Regions from separate parts of the Homo sapiens genome. Here region 1 is linked to region 2. A link is a contact called in ENCODE Hi-C data. All regions are on one chromosome and are shown on one strand. The core of a region is the stretch at or near the end of the contact, and the rest is flanking DNA. Distances in the headings are between cores, read along the strand shown. Region 1 overlaps FRMD3 (FERM domain containing 3). Region 2 holds the start of AGTPBP1 (ATP/GTP binding carboxypeptidase 1).

Region 1 (2,700 bases), core at 114-2,613, 2.3 Mb before region 2:
GTCCTGCCTCAGTACTAGAGGAAAACTGCTCACAGCTAACTCTGTCTCATAAAACTCCAGTTTTAGGGGGGAGAAGGTGACATCCCTCTGCCTCTAGACAGGTGAGAGGAAATTGAGAATAAAAGATGGACCAACACGTACTCCCTCAAGATGATACACTCAGAACAGATTTGACAGCACAGAGAACGGCTCTGGCCTTCTGCTCTGCTGGTCAAACTGGCACAAATACTGAAAAGATGAAGCAGGAAAAAGAAATTGAAACATTCTGGGCAACTTGTAAATTCCTAGGTCTATCAGGGAGTCTAACAACCCATTAGGCAACTGGAAAAACAGGCAACTATCTTCACGGCTCTGCTCCATTTTCTCATATCAATATCTAGCGTTACACAATAATGCTCAGCAGATGACTGAGTTCCTCTTTCACCATTTTGAGCTATCATTCACAAGGGAAGGGCATGAGGACACAGTTGCAGGTCAGTGAGGGTGGGTGGGACACCGGCTTGGGAAACTGAATGCAGGGAGGCAAGGCTGGATGAGCAGGTCCAGGAAAGCCCGTACTGCTCCACACAAAGGAAGAGAGAGCATCAGGAAGAACAGGGACTCATCCTCTCCCTGGAAAAGGGCTAAAAACCAATCATTGCAAATTCACCTTGTTCAAAGCTTCTTTTCTGACCACAATGGGCTAGATGGTCTCTGAGAAGACCTGGGAGGTTTATTTTACCAACAGAAACATTTGTATTTGTTTAAGTGGTGAAGTATGAAACCTCTGTGATGAAATGGCTGCTGTTTTACTGACTGAACCCAAAATTCTCACCAGGGAGCTAGCAATGGCGTCCCACACTGGACTTGGAGTTGATCTGGACTCCAGCTCTGGGCCTGTCATTTCCTAACTATGTAACTTTGGGCAAGTGTCCTAACTCATGTGAGCCTTGTATCCTTAAATCCACCTAAGAGGCTTGTTGAGGTTTGAATGTGAGAATACAAGCAAATCACCTTGTATAGTGACAACACAGAGCAAGGGCCTCGTGAACATTCATTTGCTCATTCATTGAAGGGACTAGGGTGCTACCAGAGATGCCACTGGGAAAAACTCCATTCCCAGCCCTATTTTCCCCAGAACTCACCGCTCAGATTTTAGTAAGCATAGTGCAAAAATAGTGGTCCATGGTCAAATAAGTATAGGAAAAGCTGGAGTCAACAACGTCAAACTAGTTTGCTCACTTGCCCAAGAGCCATAAATAAGCTGATGTGTGCTATGAGCTGCAGAGAAGATCAGGGTGAGGGAAATAAAACCTGCAGCATTTCTCAAGCATAATTCTTCAAGGAACATCTGTTATGACACACACGTGAAACATGCCCCCAAAGAGTTCAGGAAACGCTCATCAGGAACAAAGGTTAGTAATACATGGGAGTGAGTGGCTCACCCAGTCACCCCATGGGATCTGACATTTCCTGACTGGTGTTTACCTAGGTGACAGAGGAGACATTCTGGAGCCAGAAACAATGATAATGCTACCAGGAAAGTAGAACACCACCCAAAGGAACGCCACACCAGCCCAGCCCAGCTCCTCCTCACTAGGGGCCAGCACAATATCCATTCGGTGACTTTTATTTCATGAGAACATATCTCTACCTTTATAAAGCATACTGTCAACAGAAAAGTCAGATTTTCTTACTGAAAGAATCACTTTTTGTGTGAATGGATCAATTTTTCAAAGTGTGAAAACCTGTGCCATGAGAGTTGACTCTGCCACCGATGAGAAGAAAGGATTTGGGGTTATTTCTAAATTTCTCATATAAAATATCTTTTTCGATAGTTTTATGCTGGACTACCTCAAATGCACATAATTTATACTTGCATAAAATGCCAGTAGGCTTTCCTCATAGGCAGTCAAGTCACGAGTGTTCTTTCAAAACTATTCTCTAATCTGCCTCTTCATTTCCCTTCTACAGCCACCAACCCTGCCACACTCACCAGGATTGTGGCGAAACCTCCCAGGCTCCATGCTTACAATATTTCCCCTTCCAACGCTTTCTGCATCCTGCCAGTTTAACCTCCAAAATCAATCATTATTATATTCCTCAAAGACTTAGATGTTCCCCCTTTGTATATGGAATACCCAAACTCAACCTGGCTACTGGCATTTGAGCTTTCTCTCCCACAGGACTCCAGCCCCTAGACTCTTACACCGACATCTCAAGCCCCTGGCCCACCTTGCCTCTTCCCAACCCCCTGCCTCTGTGCACACCAGTCTCCCTGCCAAGTTTGTCCACCCACTCTTGCCAACTCTAAATCCACAAGAACTCCCAATACTTAGGTCCACAGAATCATTCCACATGACTCCGGTCCAGTCCTCCCCTCACCTACCTTCCACAGCAGGTTCTGTGCATTCCATTTAGCCCTTCGCCTTTTATTAACTTCTGTTGCTATTTAATTGTTTCTACTAATATTTCAATGTTCATGTGTCTTTGACTTTCCCCACAAGTAAACTCCAAGTTTCGTAGAAACAGAAAGTACATCATACACTTTCTATCTTAGAAACAGAAAGTACATCATACACTTTCTATCTTAGAAACAGAAAGTACATCATATTTTCTATCTTAGAAACAGAAAGTACATCATACACTTTCGCCAACAAGAATAACATGGAGAGGAGGAAGAGGGCGAATGCACGGGCTAGCTAGTGAACTTAAGTAGGA
Region 2 (2,700 bases), core at 194-2,693:
TTTAAAATAAGCACCATTTAAAGTTCCTTAAATAAATCATTTCTTTTTTGGCCTACTGAACTAAAAACATTCCACAATACAATTACAAAAATAACTTTCCGGTTTTCTCAGACAACCAGTTTATAAGAATAATTCAGAAGTTCACAAAGGATAATTTGATTTACATAAAGCTTAAAAAACGGACATAAAAGGTAAGTGAAAATGACCGATTAAGAAGACTGTTAAGGTCCTTTCTAACTACAAATTGTCATGCATTGTAATTAAACACAACTACAATGTTAAACACCTGAAGGAAAAAACCCACATAGAATTAATACTGCCAAAGAAAATTTCCGCTATCTTCAGGCACTTGAGTAAGCTATGTTAAAACGGGAAATGGGCTTTAAATTATCAACATTCACATCGATTACACTATGATGCATGAAAACTCCATTCTACAATGAGTAAACGCCCAAGAAAGGAACCCAACCAACTCCAATTGCCCTGGTGCTCGTAAGAGGTTTATACCGCACAAGGGGTAAAACAACGGTAGAGTCGAGCAAGCCTTTGGGTTACAACAGTCCTTGAACACTTGCAATTGAGAACCCGCAATTCAGGAAGGAAGACACTAAGGAAACTCTGCACTGTCATCCAGGGTGATCTGATTCAGGTTCAAACCAAACGCTCAAGGCGACAAGTTGTAAACAGAAGACACACTTCAGCTCAAACCACCCAGCGAGAGGAAGCAAACGTGCCCATCGCCGATGTCACAGCAAATCCCACCTTGCTGGCGCTCAGTCGGGAACGCTAGAATTCTCGAAGCACAGGGGCCCGCGATTCAGCGGCCCGCTACCACTGGGGCGGGGGAGAGCGGGGCTGGGCGCGCCCGCCCCCGGCCCTGCAGCCCCTCGGCTGGACTCCCCGCGGCGCCGCGAGCTCGGGCCCGAGAGAAAGGGCTGAGCAGAAAGGGCGGCCTCCGCCCAGAGACCGCGCCCGATACCCTCCGCAAGGTCTGGGACGGGGATCCACCGAGGGTCCGGGGACTGGGGAAGGCGTTTTCCAGACCCAGTCAAAGCCCCACCCCGTCAGGGCTTTCCCTCAAGACCGAGTGCGTTCCCCTCACGCGTCACATGTGTAACATGCGTTACACAACCCGTCAGGTAAGGGGCGCAGGGATCCGGGGTCGCCCCTCCTACCCCCGGGCGCCGTCGCTCGCATCTCCCGCGGCCCGGGGAGAGCAGAGGGACGGCCGGCCGGGACATGAGGACTGCAGCAGGGCGCTCACCGGCTCAGGATGGGGCGCTGGCGGGGACCGCGCAGAGCCGCAGCACCCGGCTCAGCACCTGGATCACGGCGGATCCCTCGCCGCCCGCCGCCCGGTGTTTTCATACAAACCCCGGTGGCAGGCGAGGCGGAGGCGGCGGCGGCGGCAGCTGCGGCGGCGGCGCTGGAGGCGGCGGAACCTGTCCGCATCCCGGGCAACGTCAGCGCGGCGCCCCGCCCACCGCACGCCTTGCCAGCCGGCTCCCAGCACGCGCAGGGAGTGGGGGCGGGGCGTGCGAGGCCGCGAAAGGGGCGGGGCGGAGCGCACGCCCTCTTCCCGCCGCGTCCCTTGTTACCTCCGTGCGCGCTGCGCCCCGCCTCTCTGCGCGCCTGACGGGAGGGAGCGCGCGCGTGGGGGCGGAGCGCGCACGGGAGCGGGAATTAGGGGCGGGTGTTCCGCGCGCTGCCGGTCCCTTGTACCCAGCAGCCCCGGCCACCGCCCCTCCGTACCGAACTGCGAGCGACTCCCCACGTTCTTCAAGTCATCTTTCTGTACACTCCCAACGAGGGCCCCAGCCTTTTCCCGGAACTAAGCCCGCGCCCACCCCCTCCCCCGCCATCAATCAGTCACTTTCTTAGGAAGGGTTCTTAAAGCTCCCCACGTGATCCCGGGGTCGCATCAAACGCTGGGGACTGCGGTAAAGCTTAGACCTTTCCTGACCTCAAGGAGGGTCCATAATAAGAGGCTGGAAGGGACATGCTGTTACTACAATCGGGCTCCCAGAAAACAACAGGATTGCACCTTGTGGCCAAATCTCAGTAAATTAGATGCCTAGTGCTGCAGCGAACAAAATAGCATGCTGATTTACTGTTTTTTGAAAAAGTGCCTGCATATAATCAAAACGGTAATGCTAAGTTGGCTACTGAAGGCAAAGGCGGAATGTTTTATCTGAGCCAAAGTAATGTGTCAGAGAAATTACTAATACACCCCCTTCTGTTTTGACTGTACTTCAGTGTACTGCAATGTATTGCAAATAAATACTGACATCATTTACTTTTTCACGTTGCACAAGAACATGTTTGCTACTGTTTATGGTAAGGAATGTAATATCACAACTAGATAAGGGAATGCATTGAGAACTGTGAGATTTTTGTTTTGTTTTATGATCTTGTTCAAATAAAATTAAGCAGGTGTGAAAGCAATTCAAAAAGTAACCCAAGGTACACCACAGTGCTTCTTACAGTTTGCCCTTGGTAGATGTCTTTATTCAGATGAACAAGAAACTGCCATTTTATAAACATCGTAGTTTCCCTCATCGTGAGCACTAAAAGATAGGTTACGGTATTTAAAATAATTTTGAAACAACCACCACCCCAAACCACCCAATCAGAAACGTATTATCTGAAAATACCCAATAATAATGTAATAATTTTACAATAATGCTAAATATGTATGTA

The links. A loop is a pair of places that touch in the nucleus more often than their neighbours do. Pooled maps may share reads with other maps.
Region 1: a loop to region 2 is called in a pooled map, with 2.2 times the contacts of the local background. The contact joins the enhancer-like site here to the promoter of AGTPBP1 in region 2. A Hi-C loop is called at or near these places in 2 of 50 pooled maps.

What each region holds. Positions count from the first base shown.
Region 1 is chr9:83,471,013-83,473,712 of GRCh38, forward strand. All of the region lies in intron 1 of FRMD3 (FERM domain containing 3), which reads right to left. Among named protein-coding and RNA genes, the nearest start is that of FRMD3, 66 kb to the right of the region's middle. RefSeq lists enhancers at 2,421-2,580, 2,631-2,700. Within about 2 kb of position 1,364, at least 9 of the 41 ENCODE cell types and tissues checked have a DNase peak (open chromatin) inside an H3K27ac peak, as active enhancers do.
Region 2 is chr9:85,740,511-85,743,210 of GRCh38, forward strand. AGTPBP1 (ATP/GTP binding carboxypeptidase 1) reads right to left here and starts at 1,444. Exons shown (of 26, transcript NM_001330701.2): 1 at 1,265-1,444. RefSeq lists an enhancer at 458-607 and silencers at 778-1,097, 1,168-1,767.